Regions from separate parts of the Mus musculus genome. Here all the other regions are linked to region 2. The links are chromatin loops, found by intact Hi-C in ENCODE. Cell type or tissue: left cerebral cortex. All regions are shown on one strand. Each heading gives the region's core, and the rest is flanking DNA. Links, peaks and the distances in the headings are about the cores only.

Evidence for each region. Peaks named below come from ENCODE experiments on the same cell type or tissue, not always from the same donor. Only the 100,000 strongest peaks of a DNase experiment are listed, where the experiment ranks them.
Region 1: a loop joins it to region 2, with 6 times the contacts of the local background. A loop is called at or near these places in 4 of 42 quality-filtered maps.
Region 3: it touches region 2 in a loop (11-fold over the local background); 4 of 42 quality-filtered maps call a loop at or near these places.

What each region holds. Positions count from the first base shown.
Region 1 is chr1:81,282,501-81,290,560 of GRCm38, forward strand. All of the region lies in intron 5 of Nyap2 (neuronal tyrosine-phophorylated phosphoinositide 3-kinase adaptor 2), which reads left to right. Among named protein-coding and RNA genes, the nearest start is that of Nyap2, 210 kb to the left of the region's middle. In left cerebral cortex, for the core only: a CTCF peak has its summit at 4,872 (motif pointing left); a DNase peak (open chromatin) is centred at 4,795.
Region 2 is chr1:81,071,963-81,080,022 of GRCm38, forward strand. Nyap2 (neuronal tyrosine-phophorylated phosphoinositide 3-kinase adaptor 2) reads left to right here and starts at 5,445. Exons shown (of 7, transcript NM_001356397.1): 1 at 5,445-5,931. In left cerebral cortex, for the core only: no CTCF peak of the experiment used is centred there; DNase peaks (open chromatin) are centred at 4,516, 5,059 and 5,308; H3K4me3 peaks cover 1,439 bases; H3K27ac peaks cover 1,698 bases.
Region 3 is chr1:81,174,963-81,183,022 of GRCm38, forward strand. The region is part of intron 2 of Nyap2 (neuronal tyrosine-phophorylated phosphoinositide 3-kinase adaptor 2); the gene reads left to right. Among named protein-coding and RNA genes, the nearest start is that of Nyap2, 100 kb to the left of the region's middle. In left cerebral cortex, for the core only: no CTCF peak of the experiment used is centred there; DNase peaks (open chromatin) are centred at 3,598, 4,425, 4,973, 5,579 and 1 more place; H3K27ac peaks cover 2,383 bases.

The DNA.
Region 1 (8,060 bases), core at 3,485-5,984, 210 kb after region 2:
CCCTTCATGAAAGATCAAATGAGAAAGAGAAGGCTTCCCTGAAATGTTGATATCATTTCTTGTTGCCTGGGTTATATGGTAAGGAAAAGAGCAGAAGAGATTAACTGACCAGCCTAGAACCACAGAACCAAAGTTATTCCTGTAACTGCAGGGCTTTTCCACCCATGCCCCAGTTCCTGATAATGACTTGGGGGCTATTATTTAAAAATTAGTGACTAGGCCTTAAGTTAGGCTTCTTCTCTGACAAGCTCATAACTCAATTATTCAGTTTATACTATTCTATGTCTGCCACATGACTGGTTTACCTTTCCTCAATTTCACACACCTGGCCTGACCTGAGCCCAGATGGGAAAACTTCGTTACTATTTCCAGAGTCCTCCTTCTCCGTAGGCTGTACCACCCTCTAATCCTGCCTCAGCTTATTGATCATCAAATTTTTTTATTGACAGGTGATGCTTCCACATAGTACAAAAGAGATTATTCCTACATATTCCTGGCTAAAACTATGGGCCAAAGATGTGTATAACATGTTAGTATGTGACATTAAAGTGTTAGTAAGTCGACAAGCTTCTATTTACCTCAGATGACAGAACAAAGAATGAGCCCATTCACTAATTAATTAATTGGGACTACTACAGAATCATAAGACAGAGGTTACTGACTGGACTATTAATGATCTGAAAATAGCTGCATCACAGAAAAATTACACCTAAATATAGGGGTGGGAGTGACCTTCCTAAAGCTTTATAGCTAGAGTCTCCTCAGTTAATTATCCACTTGTTATATATGTCAGTACCTCAGGAGACACCGTAAAGCTCAGGGAAGATGACACACAGATGCAAGGGGGTAAAGGGTGTGAGGGAAGGAGTGTCTAGAATCCCAAGTGAGTCTCTAGTGGCCTTCTCCACTCCCCTGTCTATCCACTATAGCTAGTTTTAGCTAAGAACCCAAGGAGCTAAAGGGATCTGCAACCCTATAGGTGGAACAACATTATGAACTAACCAGTACCCCGGAGCTCTTGACTCTAGCTGCATATGTATCAAAAGATGGCCTAGTCAGCCATCACTGGAAAGAGAGGCCCATTGGACACGCAAACTTTATATGCCCCAGTACAGGGGAACGCCAGGGCCAAAAAGGGGGAGTGGGTGGGTAGGGGAGTTGGGGTGGGTGGGTATGGGGGACTTTTGGTATAGCATTGGAAATGTAAATGAGCTAAATACCTAATAAAAAATGGAAAAAAAAAAAGACTGGCGACAGCATAGTATGACTAGAGGAGAGCATTTCACAAGTGTGTTTCCACAGATCAAGTCTGGGCTTTGGGGAGCTATGCAGGTCATATCTCTGTTGGTTCTGCCTGGCAAATAAGCAAAGACACAGAGCAATAGTTGTGAGCTCTTCAGGTGATAGACCGCCAATCCTGGGGGGCTTTCTTTTGAGCCTTGGAAAGCATCCAAAGAAGAGAGATTTTCAAGTTCAAATATGCCCTGAAGCCACAGAGGGGAGAAGTCAGCTAACACTGTGCAGTCAATAAACTTTTTTCCAGTATTTGTCTCTCCCTTGATGGGCACAGAGATTGCATTTCCAGCACTAGGCCAGAGGCTCAAGCAAGGAAGAGGACATTATTCTTACTGGTAACATGCTCTAACAGCCAAGGAGAAGTTTCTTTAAATGATGACCAAATTCTTGATTAATCAAGTCATTTGGATGTTTAGGTTATAGCTCATGATTATTTTTTAACTTGTATAAACTGAATGGTCTCCTTATAGTTTATTTTAAGTGTAGTGTGTGTGTGTGTGTGTGTGTGTGTGTGTGCATGCACATACACCACATTTTTGCAAGTCTATGCAGAGGCTAAAGTGCTTTAGATCCCTTAAAGTTACAGGTGGTTACCAGCTGCCTAGTTAAGATTCTGGGTACCAAATTCAAGTCCTCTGGAAGACAGAATATCAAGTACTCTTAACTACTGAGCCATTTCTGCAGCTACAAACTGAATGAGTTTTTGTTATCAGAGTGAAAAAAACAAAACACTAAGCTTTGGCCTATGTATGACATATGTAATAGAAAGAATTAGACAAATGAAACTCAATTTGTGCACACAAAAGAATGTCATGATTTTTCTGTGCTGCCTTGTTTTATGTCAACCTGACATTGACTAGAGTCATTTTGGAAAAAGGAACCTCAGCTGAGAAAATACCCCACAAGATTGGCTTGTGGGTCAGTAAGCCTGTGGTGATTTTCTTAACTGATAATTGATGTTTCAGAGTTAACCTATTGTGGGAGGTGCCAGCTCTTGGCAGGAAGTTCTGGAATGTATAAGAAAGCAAGCCAGTTAAGAAGCACTCCTTCATGGTCTCTGCCTTAGTTTCTGCACCCAGGTTCCTGCCCTTTGTGTTTCTATCCTGCCTTCCCTCAGTGATAGACTATGCTATAGAACCATAAATGAAATAAATCCTTTTTGTCCTAGTCAGTCATCAATCGGAGGAGAGTCCCTTGGTCCTGGGATGGTTCTATGCCCCAGTATAGGGGAATGCCAGGGCTAGGAATGGGAGTGGGTGAGTTGGGGAGCAGGGGGAGGGGGGGGATGGGATAGGGGATTTTCAGAGAGAAAACTAGGAAAGGGGATAACATATGAAATGTAAATAAAGAAAATATCTAATTTAAAAAAAGAGAGAAAGAAATCCTTTCTTCCCAAGTTGCTTTTGGTTAAAATATTTTATCACAACAATAGAAACTAAGGCATTTTCTGTTTGTATATAAGGTTTTATATGTTTAAACAAATATTTTAAATATTTAAATAGTTACAATACTTTAAAGAACATAAAATTCAAGATAATTAGAAAATTTTAACTAAAAGCCTTACAAATGATATTTAGCACACATTATAGGACCAAACCGGATTACCTCTGTAGATTTTTTGTGTGATATACTTGAAACAATGTTTGTGTGTGTGTGTGCACATGTGTGTTGATTTATTACATTTGATATCATGTCATATCTACTTCATAAGAATCTACACATGCATGGGCAGGAGTTATTAAATAGTTTTTAAAATAATGCTAAGGCTCAAATAAAAGTGTGTAATTTTCAGGATTCTTTGGCAAGTATTATTTTCAAAACAAAGAACAGACTTCAGGTTTTTGAATTTCAGTGGAGTGCTTGTTTAATGACTTATTCAGTGCAACATTATGTGTGGAAAGCTGAGGGGGGGGGAGTTATTAATGGCAGAAATAAAGTCTAACCACAGTACTTCCTTGGGAGCATGTTGTCTGACATTCTGATGACCCCAAGACTGAGCTCTCAAGGCTAATTAGGAAGAATTACATTTAAGCAAGAGGACCGAGAAGGGCTACGGCTTACGATTGGATATATCACATTGTACAGGGGCTAAAAGGAGGTCAGAGAGGCAGCCCATAGCCTGTGTTTGTGATTTGACTCTTACCTTAAAATGTCAGGAAGCCATTTATAGATTTTTAAACCCAGGACTTATGTAATCAAGAGGAGCCTATAATTTATCATCCTCCTAGACCAAGAACAACAGAATTATGGAGATAAATCTGCTGTCCCAAATGGCATGCCTTATAAAACCAAAGGAGAAATGTTTTCTTTGCTCTTTGGTCCACACAATCTTTGTTTCTGTCACTAAGTGAAAGATGCTTGTGGCTGACTGTGTTGTGTTACCATATCATGTTAATTCTTGAAAGCTTGAGCAGCCTGCTCATGCATGTGTGTTGGTTGTTTACCGAAATACAAAACAAGAAAACGATATATACTTGGATGAGTATTGACTCTTCCCACACATCTGTAGGAACTGCACACATCTGTAAAAACCGCAGGTCCTGGGGTGATGAGAAGGTGGCTTATGGCATCTAGGAGCTCATTCTTGCTTTTCCAGGGGCTGACAGTAAAAGCAGCATTTAATAAACTGGGACACACATCTTTGTTTTCTAATAGTTTTATGTAATTTCCTTTAAGCTATTATATTCATACTCCAACTTTGGGGGGAAGTAAGGTGCTAATTACAGCTGCAGTAGAGCAGTCTGAAGTCCAAGAACTGGGTGATATTGACTTCTCTCTGTGCTTGCCTATGAGAGAGTACCTGCCCATGAAGCCAGTCTTACCTCATCTGTTTTATAATATCAACCAGCTACTCACCACATTCTCCCCCTCTTTGTTCTCCCTTCCCTTCTTTTCCTCCCTCCTCTTCCTGTCTTCCTTCCTGTCTCCTTCCCTCCTTCTCTCTCTGATAGTAAACATTAACAAATGGAGGTAATTCCGTTTTATAAATGTGAATGATAAAGTAATTCATCACACATATTATTTTGTATGCATATATTTTGCATAAACTTGATTTCCAATTTAAAACACACACACACACACACACATACAATGTGATGTTGTATAATACAGTGATACTTTGAACACTACAGAAAAAATTGCAATTTGGTCATAATTTCATTCTTGAAAAAAAACAAAAACAAAAAAAACAAAAAAACCCTGTATTTCCAGCTAATCTTAGTTGGGTCTCTTGAGAATTAACCAGCCATAGATAGTTCATCAGCTGATTCAGAGGGTAGTTCTTTTTTATTTGTCTCAGTAAAATATCAGAGCTGCCCAAGAACCTTGAAGGCAGTGTGCTGGCACATGATTCCACCCCAACCCTCTGGGGATGCCCTTTATGATAATGCTCCTATTGGCAGCCCTTGGCTATCCTTGGACAGGGCCCATGGGTACACTACACCAACACCACTCACAAAGAACACTCTTGCTGTTTCTTTGAAAATCCATAGAAGACATTACTTACTATAGCAGAAGGCTCAGTCTGACTTGTGTTAAGGCTTTTGAGACTAGTGCAGGAAGCTTGTTTTTACTGCCATCTACTGTTACCAGAGAGGAACTACAAACTCCAAATCAACTTTCCCTCCTTCCCTCCCTCCCTGCCCCTCTCCCCTGAGTGCTCTAGCTCTTGCTGTCTCACCCTCTCCCTCCTTCAATGGGAAGACTTCATTTTAAAGAAAGATTGGAGACTTTTAAAGAATGGAGAAATTTCAATTTTATAAATATGAACTATAAAACAGATTTTACATTCACCTCCTTTGAAATATGGTTTAAAATAATTTGTTTCATATTGTATTAGCTACAGTCCTCTGCTCTACCAACTGAGCTATTGAAGGCTCTGGCTGGCTAGATGGCTCAGCGGATAAGAGCACTGACTGCTCTCCCGAAGGTCCTGAGTTCAAATCCCAGCAACTGCATTGTGGCTCACAACCATCTGTAAGAGATCTGATGCCCTCACTGTACTCATATACGTAAAATAAATGAATAAATCTTTAAAAAATAAGTTGTTTCATAAATACTCAATTAGTTTTTATCAGAAACCAGTGGTGACCATGCTAGAGTTAAACATCTGAAGGAACTCCAGCCACAGATAGGTAGTTAATGAGGAAAGAATATTTAAGTGGCCTTTTTCTTAACTGTGTATACTCCTCTTCAGTACCCTTCTCAAAGTCAGTAAACAGTAGTATTTGGAAGGGTAGTTGCAATGGTTTTTCATATCAATAAACTCACCATAATGTTGTCATATTAAATGCCATCTTTTTCTCTTGGTCTGCAGAGCACTACTTCCACTTACCATGATTTATAACCTATGTACATAGCAAGCATCAATTCTCTAAGAAGGTCCTAAGTGCAGTTCTGCCATATACTGAGGCATCCCATTATAAAATCAATATATTACATCCACTAATACCGACACTGATCTCAAGAAAAGCCTCCAAATGCTGTTTTTTTCTCGAGCTCATGGTGATAGATCCATGTATTCAGAATTAATTTTTGCCTGAATGTGCAATTTACTACTATCATTGCGACAATAGACAATGCCAGATACCTTTTTGAACCAATGGAATCGCTGCATTAATTTTCAAGAAAATATTTGTCACTTACACAAGCCTGTGGGGCAGAAAACAAAGCATCATGGGACAGTTTGGTACCTCTGCTATGATGGGCTTAAGTAACAGTGGGTTTGAGCATTACTTTGGGGGTTTTGATACATTGCTGGTGGAATTGCAAGCTGGCACAACCACTCTGAAAGTCAGTCTGGCAGTTCCTCAGAAAATTGGGCATAGTACTACCTAAAGATCCAGCAATACCTCTCCTGGGCATATACCCAGATGATGCTCCAACATGTAATAAGGACACATGTTCCACTACATTCATAGCAGACATATTTATAATACCAAGAAGCTGGAAAGAACCCAGATGTCCCTCAACAAAGGAATAGATACAGAAAATGTGATACATTTACACAATGGAATACTACTCAGCTATTAAAAATAATGACTTCATGAAATTCACAGGCAAATAGATAGATCAAGAAAATATCATTCTGAGTGAGGTAACTTAGTCACAAAAGACCACACATGGTATGTACTCCCTGATAAGTGGATATTAAACAAAGAGCGTGGAATACCCATGATACAACTCACAAACCACATGAAGCTCAAGAGGAAGGAACACCAAAGAATGGATGCTTCAGTCTTACTTAGAAGGGGGAACAATATAATCAAGGGAAGTAGAGGGCGAGAGGAACTTGGGAGAAACAGAGGAGGGGTAGGGGGAAAAAGAAGGGGCAGAATCAGGTATGGGAGGAGATGGAGGAGATGTACAGAGGGTCAGGAAATTGAACAGAAGTGTATAGCAATGGGGGATGGGGAACTCGGGGGTAGAAACCAGAAAGTCCCAGATGCCAGGAAAGCAAGAGCCTCCCAGGACCCCACGGGGATGACATTAGCTGAAATAACTCACAAAGGGGAGGGAGAACCTGTCACAACCATATCCAGAGGTTAGGCATGGCTCCCCTGGTTGAGGGATGGGGCCATCCACCCATCTCCAAAAATTTAACCCACAATTGCTCCTGTCTAAAGGAAATACATAGACAAAGACTGGAATAGAGACTCAAGGAAAAGCCATCCAGAGACTGCCCCACCTGGGGATCCATCCCACATGTAGACATCAAACACCTACACTATTACAGATGCCAGGAAGTGCTTGCTGACAGGAGCCTGATAGAGGAGCTGTTTCCTGAGAGGCTCTGCCAGAGCCTGACCAATACAGATGAAGAGGCTTGCATCCAACCATCAGACTAAGCGCAGGGACCCCAATGGAGAAGTTAGGGGAAGGACTGAAGGAGCTGAAGGGGCCTTATCTGGCATCAGTGGGAGGAGAGGACCTTGATTCTGTGAAGGCTTGATGCTCCAATGTAGGGGAATGCTAGGGTGGTGAGGGGGCAGTGGGTGGGTGAGGGGACACTTTCATAAAAGCAGGGTACAGGGGGGGATGGTGTAGGGGAGTTGCAGAGGGGAAAACAGGAAAGGGGATAACATTTAAAATGAAAACAAGCCAGGCAGTGGTGGCACATGCCTTTAATCCCAGCACTTGGGAGGCAGAGGCAGGTGGATCAAGGCCAGCCTGGTCTACAGAGTAAGTTCCAGGACAGCCAGGGCTACACAGAGAAACCCTGTCTCAAAAAACAAAAACAAAAACAAAAATAAAAAAGTAAACAAATAAAATATCTAATTTTTAAAAAAGGGAAAAAGAGACTGCTCATACATTCATAAAAAGAGATGCGAGCTCTGCCAGGGCCAAGAAGCGGGAGTGGGTGGGTAGGGGAGCAGGGCAGAGGAAGGTTATAGGGAACCTCTGGGATAGCATTTGAAATGTATATAAAGAAAATATCTAATAAAAATAAATAAATAAATAAATAAATAGATAGATAGATAGATAGATAGATAGATAGATAGATAGATAGATAAATAGATAAATAGATAAATAGATAAATAAATAAATAATAGAGTCTCAGGAACTCTGCTATAGAGTAAACCAGAGTAACCCATTAAAGCAACCAGGTTGAATGAGGCTCTTGCAATGGACTTTGGTTAACCACATGTAGCTCTGTAGAGGCCTGTAATAGTTATTAACGTAGCAGTATAGAAGCTTATGCCATACAACTAGAACATGCCATTTCCATTTATATGTCTCTAATAGGGCATGAAATTTATAATAAC
Region 2 (8,060 bases), core at 3,104-5,603:
TAATACATTTATAAAGTCGTAACTATTTATGAAATTGATTCTATCTGTTCCAGAAGAAATACCTCTATTTCCACAGTACTTTCTTCATATCTCCATTCTAAACTGCACATCCCAATGCATATATTGAAGCTTAAATCCCCCAAAGCATTTGGGGGCCAGGCTTTTGAGAGGCAATTAAGTTTAGATAATGTTGAGAGAGTGCTGTCCTGGGACTGGATTACTAGATTTATATGAAGGGGAAGAAAACCTGGCCCATTCCATTCAGTTAGCTGGAAAAAGTCCTCCTGAAGAGAAAGGTCTGTAATGACCTTTTCCTTGACATTCAAAGCTAGGAATGTTTTAGGCAAACAGAGTGTGCGTTTTTTTTTTTTTTTTTTGGGGGGGGGGGTTTGTTTGTTTGTTTGATTGATTGATTTTTTTTTTAAAGAAACCTCTGACTCAACACAGTATTTTAAAATAATATTAGTATTCTCTTTAAATAGAAAGCAAATGTGTGCATATCCAGCTACTACTGGTCTGCAATTCTTCATTATTTCTAGTTAATTTCATATTGGTAGCCTTTGACTTTTCAAAGGGAAAATGTCTACATTTTTCTTAAGCGTTTAGGATTTGTTTTGGTACTTCTATTTTAAAATATTCATTTATGTTTTATATTTAAGATGATCTTTTTATGTTCATCACATAGGTAGCTTGACATGTCTGCTTGAGTGAAAATTATACTATCTATTGAGGACTGGAGTTTTGCATCCATTCAGCAAATCTCTAACCTTAGAGGGATGTAGTCATTGTGTTGGAACCCTAGGGAAAGAAAGGAAAATCACCCTCCTTAGGGGCTTTTACACAAATACAAGTGAAGAATTAAGCAGCTATGTTCAGTTACTCATGACTTTAATTTTAATCATTCATTAAATGTTTCATAGAAGTGAAAGCAAGCACCAATGTTTTACTATAGTGAGTTAGGGTAGGCTTTGAGGGCAAGTAAATTTGAGTAAATGATACCCACTCAAATAGAGAACTTGAATGGTTGGAATACTGGTTTCTGCTTCACCAGTCATGGGAGCCTTTTTATTAGGGATTTTTTTTTAAAGTGTGAGAATAGCAATAACTATATCTATGAAACCTTCATTAAAAATAACATTGGTTCAAACAAACACTGGTATCTATGTGTGTTATCTTTCTTACTTTTTTTTATTACCATATGATAAGTCCACTGAATGTGTTAGTCCCCAGATGTTTAGTTTTGTGAGCATTATATTATGAATCATTATTTGGTCACCAGATACCTGGACCATGCAATGCTTGTAGCATACACAGCACACCAATTTGATAGAAGTCATCAATAAGCCTTCTGCTAACACGTAGGCTTGTGCAGGCAGAATAAAGAGGGGCAAATCATTCTCATTCTTTCTAGATTCTCTTGTCTTGCTCATGCTAGGTGTCATAGACAATCCTATTGGGTGTAAAGGAGATTAGGTTTTGGATTTAATGAATAACTTCATCACAACTGGGTTTCATCTCCCTAAGCTAATTAGAATAAATAATAGAAGAAATATATATCAGAGAAAATACTGGAAAGGCTTTGTTGAAAAAAGAAAACAAAACAAAACTTTTTTCAAGACTTTAAATCTGCCTGGTGAATCTTGAAATTAGGCAGATGTATTGTTCTATCAATTATGAATTCTACCATCTATGTCATGTTTACTCATAAAGGCTTTCCTCCTGTCTAGTTGGTTTATAGTATAAAGCACATTTCTAGAACTCTTATACTTCTCTTCTTCTGTGTTTATGGAAGAGGTCTACTTAAGCCACAATGCTCCAAATCCTTTCATCACTACAACAAAAAAAGGGGACTTTTCCCTGACTTAAGAACTTTGAGCACTGAAACATCCAAATATGTTTTCCTAAGAATACCAGAGAAACTTAGCCACTCTGTGAAGATAGAAAAAAAAATTAAACCATCATATAACTATAACGTTGAGATTGTTGGTTTGTTATATATATTCTTATTATAAGGATTTTCAAGTTTAACTCTTCCTGAGGTAGAGTTCTCTGTAATAAAGCACATTTGTCTAAGATTATTTGAAAAACAACATGAAAACATTCCTGTTTTATTCAGTGGTATTTGAAGAAATAGTTCTAGGCACCAAAACTCAGAGATATCACAAGCTCCTCGACACTAATACATCTCCAGATACAAAGTTGTCCAATTATAACACACTGTGGTTGGAATGAATATATTCCATGAGGTTGAGCATATGAACATGATGCAACATGATTTCAAGGTCTTCATTTGTATTGTGGAAGGATAAGAAGTAAAAGGAAGTAAATGAATGTTGGAAAGAAAGGAGAAAGCAAAGAAAGGAGGGTGAGGAAGAAGAAAGGAAGAGAGAAGAAGAAGAGGAAGAAGAAGAAGAAGAAGAAGAAGAAGAAGAAGAAGAAGAAGAAGAAGAAGAAGAAGAAGAAGAAGAAGACAATGAAGGAGAAGAAGACAATAAAGGAGAAGAAGACAATAAAGGAGAAGGAGGAGGAGAAGAGAGGGAAAATAAGTTAGAAAAGAGAGAAGGGACAACCAATACCATATAATTTCCCAAATTGGAAATGTACAATTTTAAGGACTAAGTGGTATATATTTCATATCTCTTCTTTTGAGCTTAATACTCCCTCTTTCTCTTGGAAATGTAGTGTTTAGCCTTGGCAGGCCTCTTTTATGCTTGACAACTTTGCATCAACCACTACTCACTGTTTTTGAATTGTGCTATACAATGACAAGAAGAATTAGTGACTTGGTTTCTATTCCTGATCATCTGGTGTGTATAGCAAGTCATTTCATTACCTGAGAACTGTTTTCCCATATATGTACTGGGATTTCCTCCCTCTTTTAGTCATTGTCACTGCGGTTCAAAGTAGATTCATCTAAACGTGCTTAAATTATCAATCATGATAAAAATATTTCCACTCCCTAAATGTCTCTCAAATTATTTTGTATTAAAAAAAAACTTTTCAACTTTGGTTCTGTGATGAACTACTACTTTTATGAGAGCACTTTGCTACCAAAAAAAAAAAAAAAAAAAAAAAAAAAAAAGCCCCGACATATTAGTAAACCTCTCCATCACAGTATGGGAGCAGATGCTAGATTGTAAGTGGTACTTGAGTCTGTTTACTGGGATGTGATAAGATTTTAACACAAGATGGGGTGGCTGGGGAAGGGATGAGCAAGGATTATATGAGAAAGACACATAGAATATGATCTTTCTCCTTTCCTACCTATGCTTTCCTCCATTCTCTGCATCTATCTAATCTTCCAAAGAATTTCATTACATTAAATAGAAATCATATTCTACTCACAAGCTAGATAAACAAAAACCTGGAAATTCATTCTTTAAAATCCACATATACATATACTCTATTTATCCCTCATATATACTATATGTGTTATATTATATTACATACATCATGTAATATATAATATAATATATAATGTGTATAGTATATAATGTATATAATATATGATATGTAATTGTGATATATTATGTAATGTGTAATATATAATATGTAATATGATATATAATATGTAATATATCTACTTATATTAGGGATATATAGAATAATATTATGCATTGGATTTATTTTTCCCAAGTTTAACTTAAAAACAAATATATAAAATCAAAGGACAGTCCTAGTTATTATTTAAGTATTAGGAAGCTGACCTGAAGATTACTGCTTTTATAATTGGCTGGTGCATAAAGATATTTTCATAAGGAATTACTTATGAATTGATATATTTAATTCCAAAGAAAGCAACTTGCAAGCCGAAACTATTTCCAGTAAAAGTTAATGGGTGAAAGTGACCTGAAAATTGTAGAGACCACTGTGCAATAATATGGACATATTTTCTCACTAACTGGTATATTATTTCCATAGTAGTCCTCCCCCTCTTCTTTCTTTCTTAATTTCTTCCCATCCTTTCTTCATTCCTTTACTTCCTTTTTCTTCTTGTCTTATCATAATATACAATAAGATCCTGAAATCATCATATCCATACAACATATTTTTTAAAATATATTTTTGTCATTTACTCTGAGGAAACACAAGCTTAAAAACTGAATATGTCTGTCTGTCTGTCTGTCTGTCTGTCTCTCTCTCACACACACACACACACAAACACAAGTACATAAATATATTGTGTATGTGTGGGCAGAAGTATATACACACGTGTCAATCACAGTGCATAGCATAAGCTATATGCATAGATTCAGTGGAATATTAAGAAAAGAATCTAGAGTCTCTTTGGGGAAGTCAAGAAATACAATGACTTTAAATCATTTCTGCAGTGAGTCTAAAGGAGATCGGAGCACATATGCCGTAATCACTGTACATTTGATTTTGGTTAAAATGTTATAGTACAAGTGAGACCTTTGTTCTGTGTACGTGCCCTGTGCACGTTCCAAGTGGGCTAGTTTTATTCTCATGCCATGGGAGCAGGTGGCATGAAGCTGTTTTGATGAGGTTAAAAGGCTCCTCCCCCCATTCCGCAAGCAGCAGCCTGAAGTACGTCAGCAGTAATTGTGTGCATGGCTCTCCCGTGCAGGATGGGTGGAGGCAAAATTGATATCAAATAAGGGCATCAAACTGAGATCTGAGAGTTCCGTTTAAGTTGTTACTCGTTTTTATTAGCCCCACCAGAGTGAAAACCTTATAACTTAAATATCCTCCATACAAGAACAATAATTCTGATAGATTTCAATTTTTTTTTCTCCAAAAAGACTGATTTCGTGCTCTGTAGTGGATGTAAATGAAGAGGTTTCTTTATCCTCATTTTCTTTTATTATTGATAAATCAGACTTTAGTTCAATTAGATAAAAGAGAGAGGTTCTCTTGTTTGGACTTGAGGCCTTTAATGAGGATGGGAGCCCCTGGGGAGCCGAAATCGGTTCTGCTTTGGGGGTTTCTTGCCATTTCTTTAGTCCTTCTTTCCTTTCCAGTGGGCCTAGGGTGTGGGAACTATCCAAGGTGCTAGGATTCTGGCAGCTCTGCTGCTCAATGCAGGCAGATTGCAGAAGCTGAGATTACCGCTTATTTGAGAAGGTACGTTCTTTGTTTCAGAATCCCTGATTAATCAGCAGCAGCAGCAGCATCAACAGACTAAGGCAGCTGGAGAGAAGAGAGAAAGAGGGAGGGACGGAGGAACGGAGGGAGGGAGGGAGGGAAGGAGGGAGAGAGAGAGAGAGAGAGAGAGAGAGAGAGAGAGAGAGAGAGAGAGAGAGAGAACACACCAGAGCCAGCCAGCGCAAGCTGGTTGTCATGGGGGAGGGACGATGCTACCAGCCAGGCTTCTCCAAACCTTCTGTATGTATGCAAGGAGAAAGAGCATCTCTGGGGCTGAAAGGAGACATTTAGAGAGGATGTGTCTGATTTTTGTTTCCATTTATTTTTTTTCTTCACAGAACATGATCAAATGAGGTACCTTAGCCAGCTTGGTGACTGCTTCGGGTCTTGTAATCATCTGTGTAGCAAAGTGGGTAAAATCATTCAGTTTCGTCCCTGCTGGACCTGGAAGGAGAGGGGCTGTGCGCTCATCCCCACCCATTAGCTATGCCCTCTTTTCTCCGAATGTCGATTTAACGAAGCAAGCACCTGTCTTCTGCCACTGCCTCTTCCTTGCAAACTTTAAAAGGCATTTTATCCGATAGAAAGAACAACGAAAATGCTCTGATCTCTAGTGATGAAGAATCTTGGATTCGACACTTTTCACATCCAGATATAATGCACTTTAATTGAAGAAATACTGAACTGAACCTACAAGTCTCTTTCTTATGGTGCTGGATTACTCCTCCCGAACTGCCCCGAGACCAGCCCTGAGAGAGGGCTCTGACAGACCCAACTCACCTCCTGACTATTCCACTTAGTTCTCCCCCGGGGACTTAATTTTTGGTATGTATCTCATTTTTCAGATTCTATAAGCATGCTAATTGAATCTAGAACTAAGGAGAGGAGGCAATTGATTATGAAATGGGATGAATTTTAGTTAGGGATACTTAATGCTGAAGTTTGCATGTTTTATTAGGTGGAGCAGAAATAAAGCTGCAACACGGGCATCCACACTGTTAGTGAGCCCCTGGCTATTTTTAATCCCGTACCCACTTCGTGATTACCATGGAAATGGTAAATGGATTTTCATTAGTAAAATAAGCCATGTTGAATTATTAAAAGAATTGGAAGTATTTCCATGTCATTAATTACTATTCGCGTTGTGCTTGCTGCTATTTATCTTAATTCCATATCATAAATATTTTACAATAGGCTCAGTTCACTGGTGTCAGCAGTGAGAGCCCAGTTTTGCATTTTCAGAAAGAAAGATATGTACTCTACCAAAACATTTCCAAATTGCTAGATATACTTTGAAGGTGAAATTGCTTATTTCTGGCTGATTCCAAATAGACATTTTTTTCCAGAAAATGTGTTTAAATACAAGCCAATATCTGGAAGGTGTCCTTAGTCTTACCAAAATGTACATCTGCAGTAGAACTTTAGGTGGCCTTGCTTAACTTGGGACATGTACTTATTTCATTGAAATAACTCCAGTATAATTTTTCAATCTACCCAGGAGTATTTTCAATACTTGGAATATTGGCACATCTGGGAAAATATTGTATTTTAAAATGTTCATTTTTACTGAAGAATACTAAAGTTGTTTTTGTAGTAAAGTAGTACATTTACTTTTCTAAATGTAGTGAAAAATATAAAGGTATTTAATGGAAGAGATTAAAGGGTGTAATTATGATAAATTTAGTATCTATGAATTTATATTCAATTAGCAGAGAGTAATAAAATAGAGAGCAAGAACAAAAACTCAATCTCCTAAATTTTCATATTTTGGCTATGCTCCAATTCATTGATGTATTATAAAGCATCAACTTAACAAAGAGAAAACAGGAGTCAGACATGTACAAATGGTTTTGTTTTTCTTTGGAAAGTAGAACATACTTTTTTTCTAATATAAAAGATAATTTATATTAGGCAAAAATATAATATAAAAAGATAATTCTGTGAAGGACATTTAATAGTTAGGGAATTGTGAAAACAGACCTTTGAAAAATACTACAACTTTGCAAAAGACTAGAAGAGTTGTGAAACTTGAATGGTTTGTAAAGTTGTGTAGAAGTGTCAAAATCTCAGGGTAAACAATGGTGCCTATTGTTTAAAATCAATCAGTCAGTCATAGACTCCCAACTCAATTAGATGGCTCCCACTCTAGATCCAGTCAGCAATTTATTAAAGTCACTGTATCTGCTTTGCAAATACTGCCTTGTAAGCGTCTGGAACCAACTGGCCCAAGGCTCCACAAATTCCCTCAGCCACTGGCTCTTTGCTTGAGCCTCTGATATAAGAGAGGATATATGCAATGTTTTAAAACCTTTGGTAAAAGACACCATGACAGGCTAGAAGTTAGGGAAATGGCTGGTACATGATTTTATTGCACTTGTATGATCTATGCCCACTTCCCAATTTGGGGGAGGGAAATGGAGGAGAAAAACTCACTGCAAAGAAATCTGCTTTTGAGGAAGAAGTAATCAACGCCTTTGTAGTTACTCCTGCAGGCTTTCTTGGTGGTAACTTCTTTCCCCGTTTTGTGCAGAACAGCTGCATTTTGAGACCACTGAGAGTGAGAATATGCACATGACCATGTGTGGGATGGGAAACAGAATTCCAAGCACAGATCAAAATATCTGACACTAGTATCTGATAGCCTTAAGACTCTCATTGCAAAGACAAATGGACATCATTGGCATGGCTATGGGTCTTAACTCTGGTATCTAGTTTTGAAGTCCTACTCTGAAGTTCAATTTTTGCATATGTGTTTAACATATGCATGTGAAGCCTGACTACTACATATATTTTCATATGCAATGTGCGTTCTGTGGTTTTAGATTGGTGTAAGTGCATGCAAAAAAAAATGTAAAATGGTCTTTATACTGCTGAACAATGAATGCAGTATCCTAACAACAAATAGTCAAAATCACCTGGGAAGACTTTCATTGGACCTAAGCCCCTAGCATTCT
Region 3 (8,060 bases), core at 3,485-5,984, 100 kb after region 2:
CACAGAAGATGTACACACTCATCCATTCCTTTAGTGTTTGCTTAATAGCTGTCCCTCTGAGCCAAGCTCTGGGCTAGCAATGGAGCTAGAAGGTAACAAGGTCCCGTGAAGTTCTGCCTGACTAGGCCTGTCACATTGTGTGAGCTTTCCAGATTCCCAGTGTCAGCACCTAATGCCTTCATCTCATGAAACCTCACTCATGTTCTGCATGGGCTGAAAACCCACTTCCTGTCTCGGGCTTTCCTGGATCCTCAGTGGTGGTTACGGCCCCAAGGTTTGCTTTCTTTGTACGGATATGGTGCTTCCTCTAAGACCACCTTGGCTACATGATGCTGAGTTCAGAATGTCTCTGTAGTCTGTTCTTTGAGGTCACTGGCCAGGCCAATTAGGATCGTTCATTGTCCAGTTGGGAATGATGTTGATTTTCTTTATTTTTTATGTTTGTAAGCAGTGAACAACTGGAATAACTTCCAAAGTGGAGCTGTCCCATCTAATTCCCAGGACCTAGGAGGCAGAGGCATGCATATCTCTCTGAATTCTAGGCCAGTCTGGTCTACAGTGTGAGTAGAAGTGAAAATGAAATTTCATTTTCAAGGCTACATTGAGAAACCCTATCTCAAAGAACAAAACAAAACAAAAACAGAATAAAACAAAACAAAACAAAAACCAAAGCAAAACAAATAAACCAAAGAATTACACTCTAGAACACTCTAGAAAGCCTAACCTTTTTTTTTTTTTCAAGAAAGGGTTTTTCTTTCTCTGTATAGCCCTGGCTGTCCTGTAGCTCACTCTGTAGACCAGGCTGGCCTCGAACTCAGAAATCCACCTGCCTCTGCCTTTGCCTCCTGAGTGCTGGGATTAAAGGTGTGAGCCACCACGCCCGGCAACCTAGCCAGTTATAATAGTATTTCAAATAGCCTTTATTTAGTCCCTTCCACAGAGAAGTTCAAGGTCATTATATTAACATCCTCTTTCTAGTTTCTACTTCTACAGTGATAGGAAAAAAAAAAAAAGAAAAGAAATGGAAACAAAAGAAAAGAGAAAAGAGAAAAGAAAAGAAAAGAAAAGAAAAGAAAAGAAAAGAAAAGAAAAGAAAAGAAAAAGGCTAGCTAAGCTCAGTTCTAGAAACTTGGCAGATTCTCAAACTATATTCAAAGTTTATGTTAGTTTTCATAACACAAATATAATACCATGTTCCAGAACGTCCTCATCTTGGGTTGAATTGTTGAAAAAGGTCTCCCACAGTATGAAATTGTATAAATGACATTTAAACTGAATCAGGACATCATGACTTATTTTCCATGTACCTTCCCTTCTCCAAGCCAGAGCACTTGAAGGAGCATGGAGATCTTATTTGTGTATTGAACTAAGTAATGTTTTAATTTTAGAGTCTAAAGTACCATAGGTAATTACATATGTTAATCTTAAAAGCACTTGTCATGTTTTAAGTAAATCCTAAAGATGATGGAATTTGTTCAGGCCTTAATAAATCTTAAAGAGGGTAGAATTTGTTTGGGTCTTAATAAGAACCATATCATAGGCCTGACTCTAGAAATTTAGAATGGATGAAAGGAGATTTTACAGAGTTATGTAATATTTGCATAGGCTCTAATTCTACCTAAACTAATAAGAGAGAGGGGGTGGAAATAGGGGAGCGGGAAAAACAGAATGCCAGGATCCAGTGTTTTATAAACAGGCTTATTTTGCACAGTGTTGAAGGCTGGGAAACCCAACATCATTCTCCTAGTAAAGTCAGTGTATACAAGGAGCTTCCTGGACCTCAGAGAGGTCCTGCTTCCTGGTCTACAGGTGACCTGCTTCCTGGATCACAGAGAGTCAAATATTACTATGTATCCATGTGGCAATGAGGGATACCTGTTCAGTTTTCTTTAATAAGTACACTAATACATAAGAGATCTCTGCTCCTCTTGCCTATTTGTCTCTCAAACAGCACTTCTAAATGCCTGCAGTCTGAAGGTCGGCATTCGCATGATCTGTTTGAGGAGATGAAATGGGACACAACACTCAGTCAACTAAGCACCTATTATCAGCCATCCAGGGAGGTACTCTATAAATGACTTATGCTTTTTAAATTTATTATAGTACCCTGGATAAGTGTTTGACCACTATATAGATTATTATAATTGAGAATTGAAAAATATTTTCCTCTTATCTAAATTTAGATAATCATGAAATATACAGGTAATTTCATGTTTCTTATTTTTTTATGGTAAAGAATTTTTGGATATAGTTGAAATATTCCATCAAGAGAAGGAAATTTGATGCTCAATACTTTTAAATACAACATGTGGAACTAATGGAAATAATTTCCTGTCTTTGGAGCAATTTTCTGTTTTTCTTTTTCCTTAATTTATCTTATCTTTTCTGTAATAGTTTATTACAACAGTGAATGAAATGGTATATAAAAGCCACATTTTAACACCTGGTGTAAGCTTCCAAGAAGCATCAATAGACAGACAGACACAGGAAATTGATGTCTGGAAAAGAACATTGGAGAGTGAAGATATTAGAAGCAAAATAGCAGAAAACAGATATCAGAGGATATGAAGTGCTGAAAATGAATATTTCAGCCCAAGGCAGGAAAACCATGGATGGTGGCTTTGAATGAGCAAGTGGGGCTCAGGGATGACATTATGGGTAATGGTGTGTGAATAATTTGGAAGAAAATATGAACACAGCTTAATTTTACAGGGGCTATGTTTCCACATCAGAAAAGATTGTGATATATATATCTCCAGACAGTTAATTATTTCAAGGCATAGTATTAAAATAAGAAGGATGTAGCAATGCACTAGTTTTCTATTCAATGTTGCTTTTCTGCATTGTATCATGCTTAAACCAGTTGCCTTTCCTGTCAAGTTATCAGCCTTGTTTCCTTAGTTACAACTGTCTGGAAAATATCATCTTCGTTCAGTTAGGACTCCCTGCAACACAGATGTTGCAATACTTCAACATTATTGCTCTAAAATAATAAAAATAAAATTTAGCAGTTGACATGCCTGAAGCATCTTGGATTTGATCTAGTTTCCAGCATAGTTAAATCCAAGGTCTGAAGAATTCTGTAACATGGTATCCCATTAATATCCCCCATTTTCAAAAGAAAGGCCACAATTTCCAACACAGTGCTTGGGGGGTCACCATGATCTGCCCAAGACGAAGCATTTACTGGTCATGGTGACTAGAAGCTCTGCTATCAACCTGTCTAGGAGGGAATACTAATGCTGAAGAGAAATGGTGTATGTTCACTCTAGAAGCCCACCACTTGACTATTTCCTAGGTAGACTTCCTTTCTTTGTTTTCCCTTCATTGAGCAAGGATTTACTTACATGATGACGAATTGTAATTTCGAACTTTATGAGATCTAAAGTCACCTAGGAGGTAGTTTTCTAGGGATGCCTTTGGTGTTGTGCACATTTTATTGCCTGTGTGTGTTGCAGGGGAAGGAGACGCGCTCATTGTAGGTCTAGCCATTCCCTGTGGGGATGCTGGATATGGATTCATTGTTTTTCAGTTTCCTGATTATGGATCTGAGCTTCAAGCTCCTACTATCTTAACTTCTCCACCTCTGTGAATCTTAACTTCAGTTGTGAGCCAGAATAAACCCTTTTTTTCCTGAACTTGCTTTCCTGGGAGTATTGTATTATGACAACAGGAAAAGAGAGTAAGGCGGCTGTGGTTATAAAAGAGAAGCGTCGTTTCACACAGCTGAAGATGGGTGATTAGGAACAGCTACTGTGTTCACTGGTCCTGACTGCCTGTACCGAGTATGGAAATGTTATTTTACAGTTATCAGCTGCCAAACATTAAGGCAGACGTGAGAAACCATGCCTGTTTCTGCCTTTCAATTTGAGGCATTACTTTAGCCTATATGTGATGTATTAGCCTCATGACTTTTTTCAATGCCCAGTTTTCTTAAACACAGACAAGTGTAGCTGTGCCTCATAACAGGAAGAGGCTCTGCTTTTGAGCAGGAGTATTCTATTAGAGTGGGCTGGGCAGTGTCTCAGAATGAGGCAGGGGTCAGCATGTACTCCTGTGCATAGAGGGAAAAGGTACAAAGAAGAGCACATCAAATACTGACTCAATAGGCATTCTTTTCCTGAATGAAGTCAGAGTGTTTGTGCCTTGGTATTCATGATTCATTCACAGTGAAATACCAATGTGAAAGAACCCAGGGTTAACCAGAGCAATGACTTGCACACAAGCAAACTTCACTGTTGTTATAGAATTGTTGCTCCTTTTTCTTCAAATGTGTTCATTTAGTTTATGGTTGGAAATTTCCCAGCCTTGTTACCAGATAAGCAAATAGAAAAGATGTTCCAGTGCCTCAGGTGTTTGCAAAAGTAGAAATACACTAGATTCGGAATCAGTACTGGAAATGGATTTCTGAGCCTCACTGTGCCGAATCACAGCTGAAAGTATCTACTAAAGTAAGCAAAGACCTTACTCTATCCCTTCTTCTGTTTGCCTACTGCTTCTCTAGACAGACTTTTAGAAAGATGTATGTGTGTATGTGCACAGAGAGAGGGATTCTGTTTTCTTTTTGTCTTTTATCAGTTGTTACCAAGTATGTCTTTATTACAAAATACTGGTATGTTTGCTTCGAAATTATGCATAGAAGAAGTCATATACCTCTGTCACATTTAAAGTAGGCATCTGATCCCAGGAACTCACCTTTCCCAAGAGTTTGTTTCTATCTGAAAATCAGCCGTTCTCAAACACACCAATGAGGATAGGCAGAGGATGAGCATCCTGGAGATCAGAACACTTTCAACGTTCCTATTTCTCAATTTTCTTCTTCAATCATAATCACAGTGCTTTGAGAAAATGAAGCAAGCTTTTGAAAGTGTTCAGAACAGAAGGCCTCTATTTGCTCTAGGATGTCTTGGTACTTACAGTTAAATATAAGATTTTGTTTTGATTTCCTTTGCATGAAGAGGTTTTTTGGGAGGGCGGGGGTTCTGTGGCACCATATGCTGTGCTTTACATATGTGGACTCACCAGGGAAGTGGTGATCTTCTTAAGAGAATTCAATAGGACAAAACTTAAAAGGAAACGCTTTAAAGCTAAGAGTATAGATATGTGCCGAATATCAGATTTATGCTACAGGCACTTTAGAGGTGCACTCAGGTATAGGCAATGAGTTTATGGGACCAAGATAGTAGTTAATAAATTTAAGAAGCTGTAAAGTATGTGTGATATGTATGTGTATGTATGTATGTATGCATGTATGTATATTGCTCAAATGTCCAGGCCTGTGCATTAGACAATATCTTCTTCTTTGCATGTGTTAGTCATTTAATCTTATTACTGTAAGAAAATACTTGGCAGCTTGAGGAAGTAAGGGGTTTTTTAGTTCATAGTTCTAGGTGCAGTGCATCATTGAGGGAATGCTATGGCCCCAGTGGAGTAGCATGGGGCAGCTGGTCACCTTGTGCCTCTGGTTATGGTATATTTGAATGCTACTCTCCATCTCTGTCTCCTTTTCATTCTTTCCAGAACTCCGTCTCAAGGAATACTGCTGGTCACATGTTAGGGTGGGTCTTTCCACTTCAACCAGCATAGTCAAGAAAATCCCTCACAAGCATGCTCAGAGATTTGTTTAAGTCCTGTCAAGTTGGCAACTAAGATTAACTGCCACAGGATAGAAGTTTAAAAGTATGTGACCCACTATTTCTAGAATAATCCATTACCCTTTGCTTTAAGCTACACTTTATTCTCTGTGTTTTATGGCAGTCAGACTGACTAAAGACAATTTGATCTTACTTCCACTGTGTGAGAAGCAGCAGACCTGTTTAAATTCACGATTATGAAACTTGTTTTTATTTTTATAACATAAGATGTGTCAGGCTTAGTCTATCTTGAGTACTGGAGTCTTACTGCAAATGGTTTTTTTTTTTTTTTTTCTTCAGCCCACGTAGCTTTCACTCTGAGCCAAGGAGTCCTACAGTAGAACTGGTTTCTCGCTCTCCCACTGTCACATATATGTTGAGTCTGAAACAGGGGAGTGACCTATTTACAAGAGCATTTCTTCTTTCTGAGCCTCACATTTGTTTTTATGCTTTCTTGTTGTGACTAGTTTGCTTTCTGAGTCCTATGGGTTGTATCACCAATAGTGGACATTAGAATTCAGCGGATCACTCAAAGGGTTCCCAGGTTCTTGTGTCCCCAAGCAAGGAACTAAACCCAGACACACAGTTGCATCTGAAGCAGGTTATTATAGAAAGATGCACTTCCAAGAAGGAAGAGATTCTGCACGAAGAGAAACTCCTGGATCTAATGGTAATTCTGTACAAAAGCCAGTACTCGGGCTGCACTCTGAAAGCTTTGGGGGCTCATCTGTCTGGTGTGGACTTTTCTGCACTTGTTGTTTCTTGTGCATCTATATTTAACATCCCTGCCACACGTATCATTAGCATCTTAAAACTCCACCCAGGAATGTGTACATTAGTATCATAATGAGGGTTGGAGTTCCTGCTTATTAGTAGACTGCTGACATGGTATGTGTAAAGCCTTACATTTCCCCCTTAGTACAGCAAAAGGTAAATAAACAAATAAATTAAAAAGTATTTCTTTTTAATTTTTACAACAAGCAATAGAACACCTTCAGACACTCTGGAGTGTCTCTGTGCCTACATCATTGATTTGATTTAGTGAGGCCAGAATTGTTCCCAGCCCTCTTCTTTTCCAAATGTTTTTTTATCTCTCTCTTATTTTTTTTATTACGTATTTTCCTCAATTACATTTCCAATGCTATCCCAAAAGACTCCCACACCCTTCCCCCCACCACTCCCCTACCCACCCATTCCCATTTTTTGGCCCTGGCGTTCCCCTGTACTGGGGCACATAAAGTTTGCCTGTCCAGTGGGACTCTCTTTCCAGTGATGGCCGACTAGGCCATCTTTTGATACATATGCAGCTAGAGTCAAGAGCTCCTGGGTACTGGTTAGTTCATAATGTTGCACCTACAGGGTTGCAGATCTCTTTAGCTCCTTGGGTACTTTCTCTAGCTCCTAAATTAGGGGCCCTGTGATCCATCCAATAGTTGACTGTGAGCATCCACTTCTGTGTTTGTTAGGCCCCGGCCTAGTCTCACAAGAGACGGCTATTATCACGGTCCTTGCACCAAATGCTTGCTAGTGTATGCAATGGTGTCATTGTTTGGAGGCTAATTATGGGATGGATCCCTGGATATGGCAGTCTCTTGATGGTCCATCCTTTTGTCTCAGCTCCAAACTTTGTCTCTGTAACTCCTTCCATGGGTGATTGTTTCCAATTCTAAGAAGGGGCAAAGTGTCCACACTTTGGTCTTCCTTTTTCTTCAGTTTCATGTGTTTTACAAATTGTACCTTATATCTCACTATACTAAGTTTCAGGGCTAATATCCACTTATCAGTGAGTACATATTATTTGAGTTCTTTTGTGATTGTGTTACCTCACTCAGGTCCAAGCATTTGCCTAGGAATTTCATAAATTCATTCTTTTAATAGCTGAGTAGTACTCCATTGTGTAAATGTACCACATTTTTTGTATCCATTCCTCTGTTGAGGGGCATCTGGGTTCTTTCCAGCTTCTGGCTATTATAAATAAGGCTGCTATGAACATAGTGGAGCATGTGTACTTCTTACCAGTTGAGACATCTTCTGGATATATGCCTAGGAGAGGTATTGCGGGATCTTCCAGTAGTACTATGTCCAATTTTCTGAGGAACCGCCAGACTGATTTCCAGAGTGGTTGTTCAAGCTTGCAATCCCACCAACAATGGAGGAGTGTTCCTCTTTCTCCACATCCTCGCCAGCATCTGTTGTCACCTGAATTTTTGATCTTAGCCATTCTGATTGGTGTGAGGTGGAATCTCAGGGTTGTTTTGATTTGCATTTCCCTGATGATTAAGGATGTTGAACATTTTTTCAGGTGCTTCTCTGCCATTCTGTATTCCTCAGGTGAGAATTCTGTGTCCAGTTCTGAGCCCCATTTTTTAATGTGGTTATTTGATTTTCTGGAGTCCACCTTCTTGAGTTCTTTTTATATATTGGATA